Linked DNA regions of Homo sapiens: region 2 is linked to region 1. A link is a loop called in an ENCODE intact Hi-C map of the cell type or tissue named here. Cell type or tissue: MCF 10A. All regions are shown on one strand. Links, peaks and the distances in the headings refer to the core of each region. The heading gives the core; the rest is flanking DNA. Region 1 holds the start of LOC105376325 (a long non-coding RNA gene). Region 2 overlaps GPSM1 (G protein signaling modulator 1).

Evidence for each region. Hi-C counts contacts between places; a loop is a spot of excess contacts. Peaks named below come from ENCODE experiments on the same cell type or tissue, not always from the same donor. Only the 100,000 strongest peaks of a DNase experiment are listed, where the experiment ranks them.
Region 2: it touches region 1 in a loop (14-fold over the local background); 9 of 110 quality-filtered maps call a loop at or near these places.

The regions. Positions count from the first base shown.
Region 1 is chr9:136,641,224-136,649,537 of GRCh38, forward strand. It overlaps LNCEGFL7OS (lncRNA EGFL7 opposite strand), which reads right to left. Exons shown (of 2, transcript NR_135132.1): 2 at 7,387-7,842. LOC105376325 (a long non-coding RNA gene) reads right to left here and starts at 3,253. Exons shown (of 3, transcript XR_930446.4): 1 at 2,923-3,253; 2 at 2,521-2,798; 3 at 1-178. It overlaps LOC102724193 (a long non-coding RNA gene), which reads left to right and starts at 5,461. Exons shown (of 4, transcript XR_930443.3): 1 at 5,461-6,321; 2 at 7,475-7,856. RefSeq lists a cis regulatory region at 3,100-5,809, silencers at 3,167-3,216, 3,487-3,616, 4,777-4,826, 5,437-5,626 and enhancers at 4,440-5,137, 5,138-5,834. In MCF 10A, for the core only: a CTCF peak has its summit at 3,449; a DNase peak (open chromatin) is centred at 3,368.
Region 2 is chr9:136,334,850-136,343,163 of GRCh38, forward strand. GPSM1 (G protein signaling modulator 1) reads left to right here. Exons shown (of 14, transcript NM_001145638.3): 3 at 1,117-1,252; 4 at 2,072-2,223; 5 at 2,592-2,715; 6 at 2,997-3,112; 7 at 3,706-3,861; 8 at 4,858-4,966; 9 at 6,021-6,144. Among named protein-coding and RNA genes, the nearest start is that of GPSM1, 11 kb to the left of the region's middle. RefSeq lists enhancers at 4,588-4,637, 7,988-8,314. In MCF 10A, for the core only: a CTCF peak has its summit at 4,539 (motif pointing right); a DNase peak (open chromatin) is centred at 4,562.

The sequences.
Region 1 (8,314 bases), core at 259-8,258:
GGGGCCGGTCCCCGTAAACTCCACCGTCGCGGGAGCCAGTGTCTGTAAACTCCACCATCGCGGGGGCCGGTCCCCGTAAACTCCACCGTCGCGGGGGCCGGTGTCCGTAAACTCCACAGTGCACTCACAGTGCACGCCCAGAGAGCAGCAGCAAGGGGGCTCAGCAGGTGATAATTTTCTGGAGAAAAGAAAGAAGTGGCCTGGTTGGTTCCCCATGCCTAAGATTGGGCCTCCCGGCCCCTCAGCCTGGTGCCCTTGAGCATCTGTCCCTGCCTGACCTGGGGCTGTCACTCACCCACCAGCTCCTCCCTGTCTGCTGTGCCGCACAAGCCTACCCCACACACCAGACAAGACCTCCTCTTTTCCCCCACGTTTTCCATGAATGTTTGCACACAAAGGCTCAGTTCAGGGCCTATTAACTAAAAATTTTTAATGTTTATATTTTTATTTTTATTTTTTTGTTGAGAAAAGGTCTCACTCTGTCACCCAGGCTGGAGTGCAGTGGCACAAACACAGCTCCCTGCAGCCTCCTCCCGAGCTCAAGTGATTCTCCCACCTCAGCCTCCCAAGTAGCTGGGACTACAGGCAGCACATTGGCCAATGTTTCAATGTTTTTGTGGAGATGGGGTCTTGCTGTGTTGCCCAGGCTGGTCTCAAACTCCTGGGCTCAAGCGAGTCTCCCCCCTCAGCCTCCCAAAGTGCTGGGATTACAGGCATGAGCCACCACACCTGGCTGTGTTTTTTTAAATTTTAAAAGCAATGTGTGCACTTAGTTTAAAAGTTTCCCCAAGACATAGAGAAAATAGCAACTCCAACTCCAGAAGTGATCACTTAAAATTCCTTTTTTTTTTTTTTTTTTGAGACAGAGTCTCGCTCCCTTGCCCAGGCTGGAGTGCAGTGGCGCCATCCCGGCTTACTGCAAGCTCCGCCCCCCAGGTTCACGCCATTCTCCTGCCTCAGCCCCCCAAGCAGCCGGGACCACAGGCACCCGCCACCAAGTCCGGCTAATTTGTTTTATTTTTTAGTAAAGATGGGGTTTCACCGTGTTAGCCAGGATGGTCTCCATCTCCTGACCTTGTGATCCACCCGCCTCGGCTCCCCAAAGTGCTGGGATTACAGGCGTGAGCCACCGCGCCTGGCCCACTTAAAATTCTTTTAGCCAACTTAGCTCTTCTAGCCGGCATTACTCCCTATTTTGAAATAATATGCTCATCATGCAGGTCCTTGAAGCTTCCTGTTGACTTCCTACCAGAAGATGAGGATCTCACTTTCCCGTCTCTCCTGGCCAGTGCATGCCCTTCTCCCCTCCCACCTTCAAACAGACGACGGATCCTGAATTCTTCACACGGATAGTCAGCACTTGCATTAATATAACTCTGTAATTGTTCACTCTTGAGCCAAGTACTATATGATAAATGCATTTCCTTTTTATAACTTTTTGTTTTTCCTGGAATTCAAAGTTGCTTCCTTTTTCACTTGCTTAGTTAGAATATTGGTTAAGTTACTGAGGCAAAGAACCAAAACAACAGGAATCTAAACATGATAGAGTTGGTTTCTCCCTCACATGAAAGTCCCGAGGCTGATGGGCTTCCCTGCCGCTCTCAACACGTGGCTGGCTCAGGACCAAAGGGGCTGCTCCACCTCTCACCATCTCCCTGCCTGCAGGAGGGAGGGAAGGGTCAACAAGAGAGTGACCCTGGCCAGGCACGGTAGCTCACACCTGTAATCCCAGCACTTTGGGAGGCCGAGGCAGGTGGATCACAAGGTCAGGTGTTCGAGACCAGCCTGGCCAATATGGTGAAACCCCAACTCTACTAAAAATACAAAAATTAGCTAGGTGTGGGGGCGGGCACCTGTAGTCCCAGCTACTTGGGAGGCTGAGGCAAGAGAATCACCTGAACTTGGGAGGTAGACCTTGCAGTGAGCTGAGATCACACCATTGCACTCCAGCCTGGGCAACCAGAGTGAAACTCTGTCTCAAAAAAAAAAAAAAGGAATAAAAGAAAAAGTAAATAAAAACCAACCACCTTCAATCTGATAATTCTGGGCAGAAAACTGAATATAGTTTGGACCAGATCTTCGAGAAAAATTCATATACACCAAATTAACTAGTTCTGTTAAAAGGCTGCTATAAAAATACACATCATCATGAGATATACAGAACTTTAGAATCCAGCTAAGAGTGGAGAAATACTGAATTTCTTAATTTATCTGGAGGGGGCTGTAAATCCAAAGGTAGAAGGGCATTTCAGCGTTCTGGCGTGTTCTGAGATTCTAGGGTATAGTATCTCCCATACACACAGAGGGCATTTTGAAGGTGGCTACGGCCAGGACACCTCGGGTGGGTTCTCCTGGAGAATGACCCTTTCTTTTAATGGGAAGATCCGGAAGTGACACCTCCCACTCCTGCTCTGGTCCCATTGACCAGAACTTGGTCACAGGCTAAGTTAGAGTCTGCAAGGAGGCTGGGAGACGTGGTCTTTAGCTGGACAGCCTTGAGCCCGGTGAAACCCCTTTTACCGTGAAATGGGAGGGCACAGCTTGGGTGACGATCAGAGGTCGCCGCGGCACGGGTGGTCCTCACCCAAGCTCTCCCACGGAGCCGCAAGGCTCGTCCCCGTGTTCTCACACGCATCAGGTCATCACTCCTTTCCATTTCTTTTCTTGAAGGCATCTCCTGGCCTCCTGGAGACTTTGCCCCACCCGTCTCCTCTGGACTGGCCACTCTGGTCACTCTGACAGCCTCCCTTCAGCTGTGACGCTGCCACTTCTTCTTTCAGTCATCACGGGAATGCCCCCTGTGGGTTTTCCACATTTGAATCCCAGAGATTCGGCAGCCGGCCCCTCCCCAGAAGATCGCGGGGACCTACTGCCCCTGCAGAATCCCTTGGCCTGCCCCAAAGCCGGCAAGCAAACCCTCACCCCAAAGCGTCTGGCATTCCCTGGTCACCTCAGGACAGCCCAGCCTGCCATCCTCCCCGATATGCAGGCCGTGCCGCCGTGTGACTCGCAGGATTCAGGAGTCAGGGGGCCAGAGTCGGCAGCCAGGCTTTCCCTGGAGGCTGTGCCCAGAGCTCCTCAGAGTGTGAAATGTGGTGACAGCGGTGCCCGCTGGCTGCTTGCAGGATCCTGGCAGTGACCCGCGGGCAGGGCCCCCCCGGACGGCCCCCTGCGGAGGGCGCAGCCTTGCAGGTGGGGTCGGAGCACAGGGTCCCAGGGTCCCAGGCCCCACTTCCCAACCAAGCCAGGTCCTCTCTCCGCCCCTCTCCTCGAATCTTAAGAGCCTTTGGAGAGAAGCCACGCAGGGCGGGACGCACAGGCTGTCAGGGTGGGAGGGGTGCGTGTCCCACGTGCAGGGAGCCCCGCCCAAGGCTGGCAGCAGCAGGGTAGAGGCCACTGGTCCGGGGCAGCTTCCGCGGGGAAACACCGCCGCGCTGTGAGCATTGGGGGAACTGCAGCCGCCGCCCCATCTGCCGGCTGCGGGTCGTTGGGGGGGCCCCATGCCAACGGCCACGGAGGCCAAGGACCCCCGGAACCCCTCGGCCTTTGTCCCAGGAGAGGCTCCTCACACCCTCGGTGCCAGGGCCCTGGGAGCCCGTGAGACCAGGGTTCTCCCTGCTCAGACTCTTCCTGTGGCCTGGAGGGGACAGTGGGGGTGACAGGCACTGACCACCAGGCAGGCAGCAGCCAGGCAGAGCCTGGGGTGTGAGGACACAGAGGTGACCAGGTGCTGAGCCCCTCCCTGATGAGCTCAGCACGGAGGTGGGAGCCCCTGACCCTTTCCCAGGGCTCTGAGTCAGCCTTGGAGAGTGTGGCGTTGAGCCTGGCCAGAGGTCAGCAGATGGCGGGCGGCTGGCGCTGGGGCCCCGGCTCTGCAGAAGGGTCAGGCCCCAGCACACCCGGGCATTTCCTGTGCAGCCCCAGATGGGTGAGGTCAGCTGAGAAGGGGAGAGGCCACAGGGGACTTCCTCTATCCTCTCAAATTAGCGGAGGCAGGGCCCCGGGCCGGGCCAGGGCCTAGGGCGGACGTGCTCTGGATATGGCAGCCTCTCCTCTCCCACCCCCCAAGGAAGCGCCACTCAGCTACAGCCCCAGCCCCAGTTGATGGGTGGGAAACTGAGGCACAGCCAGATCCACAGATGACAATGGGCCCGGTCGGCGACTGCAGGTGGCCCTGCGCTCTCTGGCCTGCAGGTCACAGGCTCCAGCCACGGCCAACAGAAAAAGACTCTCACGGCCTGGCTCACCCACTGTCAGTCAGGGACGCAAAGGTCCCTCTCACAGCAGGGCCACGACCTGAATCTAGCCACTGGGCTCAGGATGCCTCCCCGGGAGGCAAGCGAGAGCCCTGTCACCACGGAACAGGTTAGAGGGGCACAAGCCTCTGTGGGCCTCTCCCACGCCCCCCACCCCCCACCCCCCGTGCTTCTGCAGAAGTGGGGGCCTGCAGGGGCTCTGGTGCCTTCCCACAGCAGGTGTCATCAGGGCAGGAACACAGTCCCCACCGCCTACCCATGGGTTTCACGTGCTGGGGGCAGTCATCACCCCAACCTCAAGAAGCCAAGAGGACTGGATGTGGCCCCAGCACCCCACCAGCAGCCATGTCCTCCCAGGGAGGGAGCATGACTTACGCCTGGGGCAGAATAGGCTGCAGGGCCTGCTGGGAAGCCGTTCCCGGACCCCAGCTCAGTCCTCCGGCAGATTCACTCAGAGGAAGGTAGCACTGGTGACCTGGCCGGTGCTAGGCCCCCAAGCCCGCCCGCCAGCGTTCTTCAAGTCTGCACGTCCGAGGGCGGGAGGGAGCATGGACCCTGTCAGCCCCACCCTGACTGGGGTGGCCCCATATCCACCAGAGGGCAGCTGGGCCCAGTCCGGGCCATCCCCTTCGGGAGCCAGCACAGCAGGAGGGCCCCTTGTCAGCCAGAGCCTGGGTGGACGGCAGAGCCCCCGGGGCCGCCTCTGGACTGAGTTTGTGCCTCACCTAGCTGGGGCCTGACCTCGAGAGGTCACTGTTGCCCTGGGCCTCAGTTTCCCCATCCAACAGGTGGGGAGAGCGTTAGCACCCACATCACGGCGGCCCCACAGATCAGTGCAGCGTGAAGTACTCAGCTAACCCTCCAGACCCCGGAGGCTGGGCCTCCCACCCCGCTGCCCCTGACCCATCCTGCACATCTGCCCCCACCTGGCTCCGCTCGCTCCCCTTGCTCCCCTCAGCCTCCCGTCCCGCTGGGTGGGGGCCTCCAGCGCCTCCGCCTCCGCCTCCGGGCTTCCAGGCAGGAAGGCGGCGGAGAGGAGCGTTTCCGCGCAGGCTGCTGTGCTGGGAGTGCAGCCTGTGATAAGGACACACATGGCCGGCTGCACGTCCGCCTTTTGTCCCTGGCTCCCGCCAGCCCTTCCTGCTCCGGCCTGCAGGGTGGGGACTATGGGCCCGGCTGCAGCCCTCCCCCGACCCCCACCTCCACTCTGCCCCTGGCTCCACAGCCCCTGGGGTCCTGGCTGCCCTGGGGGAGTTTGAGGCCCCCAGTAGCAGCTACGGCTGGGGCCCCGGACAAACTGGGGGTGTAGGAGCTCTAGGAAATCAACCCCAGGGAGGCTGCTACGGCTAAACAGAAGCATCAGCCCCAACCCAGCAGGGCCAGATGTTCTGCTCTCCCTCCCCCAGTTTCGGCTGCCGGGAGGGTCCCCACCGAGAGTCCCCCCCGACTCCTGCACAGGCCTAGCCACAGGCTCCCTCCCGGGCTGGACCGACCACTCTCCTGCTTGAGGTCCCAGAGAGGCGCTGGCCTGGCCCGGCCCATGTGCCCCACAAACACCCCTGGCTGCTCCTCCGGCATCTGTCTTAAAGTGCCAGCCCAGCGTGAGCCCCGCATCAGCTACCGAGAGGTATCCATCCTTACCCCCGACTGCCCATGGTGCCTACGCGGCAACCTCACAACCGGTCTGCTGAGCTGGGTGGAGGAGAGGTTCCACCCACCCCAGAAGGAGTCCACTCCCATCCCCTAAACTCCAGGAGCTGCCCTTGGCTGAGGAAGGACTGCAGAGGGCACGGGGCAGGCTGAGCCCAGGGTGGCAGGGGCTGCATGGTGCCCGGGATGCCTGGCAGGAGAGAGACCCGCAGCCCAGAAGGCTTCCTCTCCAGGACTGGGGGCCCCTCAGTGCTCACACTTCCCACTAACTGCCAGCATCCCCTACAACATGGCCCACGTCTCAAGGGATTGGAAGGAGCCCCCGCAGAGGCCATCGGCACGGACTAGAATGCAACCCAGTGGGGCATCCACCGATGTGGTCAAACGCTCAGCCAAGATGGTGGGAAGCGTTCAGGTCTGAGGCATTTCTTCTTTTTCTTGAATAACACCTTTATGGCTGGCCACGGTGGCTCATGCCTGTCATCCCAGCACTGTGGGAGGCCGAGGCGGGCAGATCACCTGAGGTCAGGAGTTTGAGACCAGCCTGGCCAACATGGTGAAATGCTGTCTCTACTACAAATACAAAAATTAGCTGGGTGTGGTGGCGGGCGCCTGTAATCCCAGCTACTAGGGAGACTGAGGCAGGAGAATTGCTTGAGCCCAGGAGGCAGAGGTTGCAGTGAGCTGAGATCGTGCCACTGCATTCCAGCCTGGGAGACAGAGTGAGACTCCACCTTGAAAATAAAATAAAAATAACAGCTTTATTAAGAAATCATTTATATACCATACAATTCACCCATTTAAAATGTACAATTCAGTCCGGGCTCGGTGGCTCATGCCTGTAATCCCAGCACTTTGGGAGGCTGAGGCGGGTGGATCACCAGGTCAGGAGTTTGAGACCAGCCTGGCCAATATGGTGAAACCCTGTCTCTACTAAAAATACAAAAATTAGTCGGGCGTGGTGTTGGGCACCTGTAATTCCAGCTACTCGGGAGGCTGAGGCAGGAGAATCACTTGAACCTGGGAAGCAGAGGTTGCAGTGAGTTGAGATCGCGCCACTGCACTCCAGGCTGGGCGACAGAGGGAGATTCTGTCTCAAATAAATAAAATAAAATAAAATAAATAATAATAATAAGCGGGCGCAGTGGCTCACGCCTGTAATCCCAGCACTTTGGGAGGCCGAGGCAGACGAATCACCTGAGGTTGGGAGTTCAAGGCCATCCTGACCAACATACAGAAACCCCATCTCTACTAAAAATACAAAATTGAATGGGCGTGGTGGTGCATGCCTGTAATCCCAGCTGCTCGGGAGGCTGAGGCAGGAGAATCACTTGAACCCGGGAGGTAGAGATTGTGGTGAGCTGAGATTGCACCATTTCACTCCAGCCTGGGCGAAAAGAGTGAAACTCCGTCTCGAAAAAAAACAGAAAGAAAGAAAAAAAAGAAAATAGTAATAATAATAATAAAACGTACAATTCAGTGGGTTTGAGTAATAATTACATCATTAATTCTTTAAAATTATCAAATTATACATAACATAATTTGCCATTTTTTCCATTTTTTTCCAGACAGAAGTAACTTCTAAAACATTGCTAGGGAAACGCTCTGACATCTTCCGTAGAGGTGAAAAAGCACAGGTCTGACTCAGGTAGCTGCGAGTTCAAGTTCAGCCGCAGGCTCTTCCCCAAGGTGCTGGTCTTCGCAGGAACCCCTTGCAGGCAGCTGCAAAGAGCAGCACGGCGCGCACACACAGGGTCCGGCTGGCGTCTGGCCAGAGCAAGGGAACAGTAAGTGTGTCCTGGAGGCGCTCGCCATGCACTCACACGCCATCTGTGGATTCGGAAGTGACCTCCCCCTCGGTTGATGAGGGTTCTCTGCGTCTGGAGAACACAGGACGTCCACAGGAAAGTTCTCCCTCCTGCACTCCCGGCTGGCTCTGAAAATTATGAAGTAAGTTGAATGCTCTGAGGGCTTAATTCCATCTGCCCAACTTTTACATAAAACAAGGAAGTTGAGCCCAGTTTAGGGGAAGAATGTACAGAGCACCAGGAGGCAGGGTCTCCTCTGAAGTCTTTTTTTGGACCGAATCTCACTCTGGCCCAGGCTGGAGTGGAATGGCATGATCTCGGCTCACTGCAGCCTCCACCTTCCGAGCTGAAGCAATTCTTGTGCCTCAGCCTCCTGAGGAGCTGGAATGACAGGCATGCGCTACCATGCCCGGCTAATTTTTATATTTCTAGTAGAGATGGGGTTTCACCATGTTGGCCAGGGTGGTCTCGAACTCCTGACCTCAGGTGATCCACCCACCTCAGCCTCCCAAAGTGCTGGGATTACAGGCGTGAGCCACTGCGCCCGGCCTCTCCTCTGAAGTCTTATTGCCTACGTTTTTTTTTTTTTTTTAACAATTA
Region 2 (8,314 bases), core at 291-8,290, 310 kb before region 1:
CAGTGAGTGGGGCGGCCCTGCTGGCGGGTGAGTGGGGGTGGCCCTGCTGGCAGGTGGACGCTTCCTGTCCTCAGCAGTTACAGTTTGAGGAGGGGGACAGGGCAAGCAGGGTCTAAGGGAACGCAGTGGGGAAGCCCTCACCTGGAGGGCAGCCAGGGCTCTGGGACCCCGGCAGGGAGCTGGGTTTCAGCTGACAGGCGTGAGTGGGTCTGTGTGTCTGCGTGTGAGAGCCTGGGCTGTGACCCGCGTGCTGTGCGTGAGCACTCGTGACTGTGTGTGGCCCATCTGTGATCCTGTGTGGCTCAGAGCCCCACCCTTTCCCTGGCCCCAGGCCCCAGGCCCTGAGCCCCGGGCCCACTCCCAGCCACTGCTCAGTGAGGTGTGGTCCTGCCCTGGGGGCTGTCCCTGCTTTCCCATGGACCCCAAGCTCCCACTCACAGCCTCCTTCCTGCCTGGCGTCATCCACTCCCCAGTCTCCCCAACCTACTCCCCGCCGCCCCTTGGGGTCTTGGGGTCTCCAGTCGGGTCCAGCCCCCAGGCCGTGCCTCACGGGAGCACGCTTCCCTTGCCTCAGCCCTGCCCAGCGCCCTCCCCCTCAGCCCTGCAGCTGCCCTGACCTCTCAGCAGGGCAGAGCTTCTTGGAGCAACCCTCCCGCACTGGCCAGTGAGCTCACACCTGCTCCTCAGCACCCAGCTCAGTGTCTGGTGGGCATGCACCAAACGTCCTCTGAATGAGTTAGCAGGAAGTTAGTTCTCCACCATCAGGCCCCCCAAGTCCTCCCCGGATCCTAAGAGCTGCAGACCCCAGCCCCCTGCCCCAGGCCCAGGCGTGAGGTCCTGTGTGTAGCTCCTGGCACCTGTGTGCAGCCTGTGTGGTGATGGGCAGGAGCCTGTGCCCCAGACACAGCCCAGCAGAGCCCATACCCAGGGCTGCCCTCGGGCCTCACTTGCCCGGCCTGTGGGCCCCTGCCCAGTATCACCTCAGGGGTTGCAGGCTCCTGTCCACTCCATGCTGGTCCCTGAGGCCCAGCTACCCCACCCCATGCTCAGCCTCCCCCCGGGCCCAGAGGCCTGACCAGTCCTCAGCCTGACCCCTCACTCCTCCCTGCCATCCAGGACCATCGGTGACCGCATGGGGGAGGCCAAGGCCAGTGGAAACCTGGGAAACACACTCAAGGTCCTGGGGCGCTTCGACGAGGCTGCCGTCTGCTGCCAGCGGCATCTGAGCATCGCCCAAGAGCAGGGAGACAAGGTGGGGGCTTGGTCCGGGGCTGGGTGTCTCCCACCCCTGCACCGGCCTGCGTCCAGATCCGGGATAGGGGCGGGCGGGTGACTCACCACTCATCCAGCTCCTCATGGGAGGGATGACAGGGAGGTCGGTCCCCTAGATCCCGAGTGACTCAGGAGAGTGTGGGCCCCCAAAACAGGCCCCCCCAGCCCATGCTGACACTGCAGCCCAGGCCCCCACCTTCCACCCTCAGTTCTGCCGCCCCTCTCGGTGACCTCCCCCCGAATCCCTCCACACCCCCAGTCACTCACTCCCTGGGGGGCCCAGCGGGAGGCAGGGGGTGGCTCTGGGCTGCGGCAGTGGGAGGCCGATTTCAATGGCGGTGGTGACAGCAGGAAGAGTGGCTCCGTCTCCGCTTGTGCTGGACCCGAGACAGGCTTTGCTGACCTCCCTCCATGGCCCTGTGAGGCGAGAAAACCAAGGCTGGGGGGACGTGACTTACCCCCCGTCACACAGCTGGAGGTGACCAAGGGGGCTTGAGGCCGCAGCATCTGGTCCCAGCTGGAGCTTTCAGCCTCGGTCATCAGAGGACAGAGCTGAGGACCTGGCACCCTGGCCACGCCAATCCGCAGAGGAGGGAGGGATGGTGAGGGAGGGCGGAGGCTGGCTTCCCGGGTGTGCCGTCCTCAGGCTTCCGCCCCTGCCTTAGTGTCTGTGACTCAGTGGGAGCCCCCAAGGCCCTCGCTGTCGAGGGCTGGGACAGTGAGGACACCGGTGTGCCGGCTCTGCACATCGTGTGGGGGGCCGTGGAGGCATGCCCCCAACCCTCCGTACTGCCCACAGGTTGGGGAGGCGAGGGCCCTCTACAACATCGGGAACGTGTACCACGCCAAAGGCAAGCAACTGTCCTGGAACGCCGCAAACGCCACGCAGGACCCCGGGCACCTGCCGCCCGATGTCCGAGAGACCCTGTGCAAGGCCTCCGAGTTCTACGAGTGAGTGGGGCAGGGCCAGCCCAGGGACCGGGGCTGGCCTGTGCGTTTCTGAGCTCCACAGACACTTCCAGACCCCCGACCCCAGCCCCATACCTCCCGACAGCTCCCAGGGCAGTGACGGCCAGGTCCGCCCACCCCCGCTTTCTCAGCTGCTGGCTCCCTCCCCTGAGCTTGCCCCTGTCAGGGACTTGGGGGACATGACCAAGCCCCAGGTCTCAGAGCTCGAGGACCCTGGAGCCTACCCTAGCCACCCTCTTTCCAGGGCATGGCCCTGAGGCCGCATGGAGGCCGCTACTCAGCTCTTCTAGCCTGGGGTGGGTGAGGACATGGGCTGGGAGGGACACGGCTCAGAGGCACTCGGCCCCCAGGAGGAACCTGTCCCTGGTGAAGGAGCTGGGCGACCGTGCGGCGCAGGGCAGGGCCTACGGCAACCTGGGCAACACCCACTATTTGTTGGGGAACTTCACAGAGGCCACGACCTTCCACAAGGAGGTGAGCCGGGCAGGGTGACAGGGTGGAGGGGCCGGGCTGCTGCAGGGGCAGGGCTGAGCCACCCTCTTGGCGGTCCCTGAAAGGGCAGGGTGGTATGGCCAGGCAGCAGGCCCGCCCCACCGAGTCCTGGCCTCATCTGCACTTGGTCCTGCAGCTGCTAGCTGCTCACCCGGACACACAGATCTCTGGCCGGCCACCTGGGCAGGGAGGCAGCCCCTGTCCGCCCACGTCAGGCCCCGGGGCTGCGCCATGACCACCTGGCCTCCGGTGTGTCTCCGCAGCGCCTGGCCATTGCTAAGGAGTTTGGAGACAAGGCAGCCGAGAGGAGGGCCTACAGCAACCTGGGGAACGCCCACGTCTTCCTGGGGCGCTTTGACGTGGCCGCCGAGTACTACAAGTAGGTGGTCCCCACAATCTCCCAGGGAGACAGCAGGCCGGGGGGGCTGGATGCCAGGCCAAGGAAGTGCCCGCCCCAAGCTGGGAATCTGACTGCCTCCCCTCCCCTCCCCAGAAGGCAAGGTGGGGTTCTAGGCTGCCCCGGGAAGGGCAGACGGACAAAGCTCATGGGGAGGCAGGCGGTGGGGGAGCCGGCCTATGGGAGGTCTGGGCCATCTGCCTCCTGGCCTGAGCCACAGAGCAGCGCCTGCCGGGTGGAGCCCGGCTGTCAGCACGGGGTCCTGTGCCCAGCCCTAAACTTAACCCCATCTCAGCCTGAGCAGTGGGCACAGCAGTCTCAGGTCCTCCGGGGAGGAGTGGTGGCGGCTCAGGGTGGTCAGGCAACTTGCCAGAGCCTGGCAGGACCCCCCGTCCCCCTGGGGCCAACAGTCCCGCTCTGTGGCCATGTGAGGGTGGGGATGAAGCTGGACCCCAGAGAGGCCCCAGTGGGATTCCGGGGCAGGGGACCATCGGGCAGACTGCGTCCCCATTCTTACCTTCCACCCCTCACCCTGGAGCCCTCCTCCTGGGGGCTGACCCTGCCACTCTGCACAGGAAGACGCTGCAACTGTCTCGGCAGCTCAGGGACCAGGCAGTGGAGGCGCAGGCCTGCTACAGTCTGGGCAACACCTACACGCTGCTGCAGGACTACGAGCGCGCGGCCGAGTACCACCTGCGGCACCTGCTCATTGCCCAGGAGCTGGCCGACAGGTGCGTGGGCGCGGACGCGGCGGGCAGACCCGGCCCGGCCCACAGGCTGAATTACCGCGGCCCAGGCGAGGTGGCCTGGGTCCCATCCCCTGCTCTGCCACTGACCATGCTGTGACCCAGGAGTGGCAACGCCACTGTGGGGACTGAGCCAGACAGTGTGGACATTGGGCCGGCCACTGACCCCTGGCACAAGCGGGTGGGGTCCCCCTCCCATCCCTCAATTCGCCACCCTGTTGCCCCCACCACCCATGTATGTATGTAAATATCACTCTCTGGAGAGAGACAGGCTGGCAAACCACAGGCCCCTAAGTACTGTCTTGTGTGCAGGTCTGGGGTGGGTGGTGGCCGGAACAAGGGGCTCAGAGCCACAGGCCTGTGGCCTTTCACAGGCAGCAGAGAGGAGAGGTCTTTTGAAAGGCTGCCCTGCCTGGAGGCTTAAAAGTGGCCCAAGGTTTTCCTTTGTGGCGTGGTGAGGAGAATGTTCTGGAATAGACAGAGGTGCCGGTTGCACAGCATGAATGTACAAAATGCCAGTGGATCGTCCACGTGAAAATGATCAAATTCCTGTTAGACGCATTTCCCTCCAATATAAAAACAACCCCCTCACCCAGTGACTTGGAGGGTGCCCGTAAGGGTGGAGGGAGTGCAAGGGAGGAGGCTTGCCGGCCGCCAGGGGGCGAGCGAGGCCAAGGGCCCAGAAACTGCCCGCAAAGGCAGAGCCGGCCACAGGCCAGGTTGCTTGGACTCTGCGCTAATCCTTTTAATGGGAAGAAAAAAGGCAGAGCTGATTGGGGCTTATGCTTGAAGGTGGCAGAATTTGTGGGAGGTCCAGCTGGGGGCATTATCCTGTCATCCGGCCAATGCCCCTTGGGCCTGGGGGCCCCTGATGACCCTCGAAGCCAGGGTCATGCTGGGGCCGTGACCACCAGGGGAGGGGCTGGGGCTGGGGGCTGGCCTGGAGAGGGCGGGTATGAATCTGGTCTCCCTCTCTGGCAGAGTGGGCGAGGGCCGGGCGTGCTGGAGCCTGGGAAATGCCTACGTGTCCATGGGGCGCCCAGCGCAGGCCCTGACCTTCGCCAAGAAGCACCTGCAGATCTCCCAGGAGGTGAGCCAGGCCTGCCCCCAGAAGTCCCGGGCACTGCCCAGCCCACTCCAGACGGGCCGGGTCCCCTCTGCCCCGAGCGAGCGTGTGCGTGCCTGGGCCCCCCTCATCCTTTCAGGGCCATTGCAGCTGCCTGGTCCTTCCGAGGCCTGGTGATGACATGTCTACCATGCCCGGGGGTTTTTCCTGCAGCCCCCAGCTGGTGCCTTCCTGGGCAGCTGCGTCTCCTCCTCCTTGGAGAGTTTGCACAGGGTCTCTGTGGGCTCCGCCCATCAGCGCCCTCCTACTGTGGTCAGGGCGGAACATCACAGATGAACTGTGGGCCTCCCGGCTCCCGGCCTGTCCTTACATCACCCACTCCCACGCCACCTCCCTCTGCACACCCCGAGCCTGTTCATGCTAAAGACGGTGCCAGCCCCTACTGACCACCATAGACCCATGTAGGAGGTGGCCGGGTGGGGAGGCCTGCAGGTGCCCAGGTGAGGGTGGAGAGGGGCGGGCATGGGAAGGTCAGCAGAGCCCTCGTCTGAAGAGCTTCACTGGCAGCCAGCAGGCAGCCCCCGTGTCCCTCTGAGTGCAGGCTACAGCCTCCAGGGCCTTCCAGGGCTCCATGTGGCCCTCCCCCCAACCCCATGCCACCTCTCTTCTGCTTGACTTAAGCAAACAGTTAGTTCCTGAGTGATGTGGATGTTCCCGGGAGGGTCCCCCACAGAGCCTCGGCGCACAAGGCAGGGGCTGAGAGAGGTGCAGCCGGGCGGGGCCGGGCCCCTCGCGCACCGGAGGGCACAGGCCCAACCGCCTGGGACCCCAAGCATCTCTGGGGTGAACTAGGGGCTGTTGAGGACCTGTGGGGCCACCTCACCCAGGGACAGACCCCCAGACTCCACCTCCGGGTCCACAGTGAGTCCTGGTTCCCTCAGAGGCCCAGGGGTCAGTGACCAGTTCAGGTCACTCAGAAGGTCAGGGACGGGTGTACTGGGGGCCATTAAGGTCCCCTTGGAGCCCACAGCAGGGCCCCCAGCCACACCTGCCCGCTCCGCCACCCCACTCGCCGCAGATCGGGGACCGCCATGGGGAGCTCACGGCCCGCATGAACGTGGCGCAGCTGCAGCTGGTGCTCGGCCGCCTGACCAGCCCGGCAGCCTCAGAGAAGCCTGACCTGGCCGGCTATGAGGCCCAGGGTGAGTTCCAGGGTTGTGGGGGGGTCTTGCTCCCCACAGGCACGGACCGCATCAGGAGCTGCGGAGGGGTGGGATCGAGGCCAGGCCAGCATGGCGGAGGTGGCAGCCGCCAGAAAATGGCGCCTACAAGCCAGTTCTTCTTGGCCTCAGGGACAGCACAGGCCTGAGGTTCACCCTGAGCCCTTCCCACCCGCATCCTGAGTGGCGCTGCAGGGCTGCTGGATGAAGGACAGGAGGTGGTCGCCTGTTGCCCCACTGGCTGCTCCAGGGCCTCCACCCCCACCTCCCCCTGGAGCCCTCGGTGCAGGGAGGGCTTCTGTCCTCAGACCCAAGTAGGAGAGGGCTGCTGGGAGGCGAGAGGGCATCAGCCAGAGGGCTGGGCTGGGCTGGGCTGGGCTGGGCTGTGGGAGCCCTATGTGCCTGGGGCAGTAATCAGGCAAGGCCCAAGGCCATGCGAGGCCACCGTGGTGACCTCATTCATGGACCGCTGGTCGTCCCATGCCGGTCAGCAGTGCTGCAGACACAGGACAGAACGTCCCCTGCAAAGCGAAAAGACTAATAGGTGCCAGGGGGGTGGTGCCAGGTTGGGCCGACTTCCTGAGGTGGCTGGCAGGTGGGTGAGGGGCAGGCTTGGGGGGAGCAGCTGCCCCACCCATGTGTCCCCCACTCCCAAAGGTCTTGAGTTTGCCAGCCCCCGAGAAGGGATGCCTGCCTCCCAGAACGTACCTGGTGCCCCCCAGGCCTGCTAAGGACCAGGCTGGGAACACCAGGCTTGGATGTGGTGCTGGGCTGCCGGAGTTTCTTTTTCTTATCTTATTTTTAATAATTAAATGTTTTTATAGAGATAGGGCCTCACTATGTTGCCCAGGCCAGTGTCAAACTCCCAGCCTCAAGCGATCCTCCCATCTCGGCTTCCAGAAGTGCTGGGATTATAGGCGTGAGCCACCGTGCCCAGCCATCCCCTGGGTTTTTGTGCCACAGTGCTCATGGGTTTCTGACGATGACCTCTCCTGGGAAATTGGGGGTGCATGTCAGCCACCGCAGAGGCTGAAGACAGAGGAAGGAGCAGAGGCTCTGGGGCCCTCAGCGAGTCCGTGGGACAAGGTGCTGTGACCGATGGCAGTGGGTGGGTAGGGGATGGGCTGGAATGTGCCCCCCAGGATGTCCAGGCCTATTTCTACCCATGGCCGGGGTTTCCTAAGGGTGGGGAGCTCTGCCGAGAGCTCCTGCGGCACCCCTAGTACCCTCCTGTGTCCCTGGCTCGGCACTGCCACCATCTGGGACCCCAGCAGCAACTGGCAGCAGGGCTGGGAGCAGCTCTGGAAAGGCTCCGCGGAGGCTGCGGCTCTGGGTCCTCCCGACGTTTTCTTTCTTGGAGCCAAGGAAAAGGGGGGCCGGAGTGGGAGGACGCTGGAACAATGCAGCTTCTGTCCCTCTCTGGCTCCTCTGTGCCGCCCCGAGTGCGGGACCCCTTCCAGCCGGCCGGACGCCTCCTCCCCCAGGGCTGGGGAAGGGTCCTCCTCCCCGCCCAGGGCAGCCCGGCAGCCTGGCTGGGGCCGCCGCCCGGCTGCCGCTGTGGGAGGCAGGCTGCACACCTAGAGCCTGGGCGGCCCTGGGTGAGACCCCGGCTCAGCTGAGCCTGGCAGGGACAGGGCCTTGAGGCCGGGAGTCTGGACCCGGCGTTGCGGGTTGGGGGCGCCACGGAAGGACCCACGCAGCCTCCCCATTCGGCAGGTGCGGAGGGCGGGGTGGATCTGCGAGCTGCGGGAGGGGAGGGGGGTGCAGAGCCGCGCTAGAGCCTGGCCGTGCGGAGGGGGCGCCAGGGCTGGGGGCACAGGAGGGCGCTGCCCAGCGGGGTGTGGGCAGGGAGGAGGAAGTCGTCTGGAGGTGGGGCTTCAGCCCGGCGGGGACGCGGTGGGGCGTGGCCTTGCTGTTGTGGGCGTGGTCCATGGGGGCGGTGGGCGTGGCAGAGGCTGGTGGGTTTGGTGTCCCGTTGATAAACACAAGGAGACTTACGTGCGGCTGGAGGACAAAGAGCCTTGGCGCGGCTCAGTCAGCGTATTAATCTCACCGCCCTCTGCTGGCCCCTCCCCAGCCAGCAGAGAAGCCCCAGAAGTGTGTCTGGGGGTCACCACCCTGCCAGCCACTGCCCTTGTCCAGCTCCTCTGGG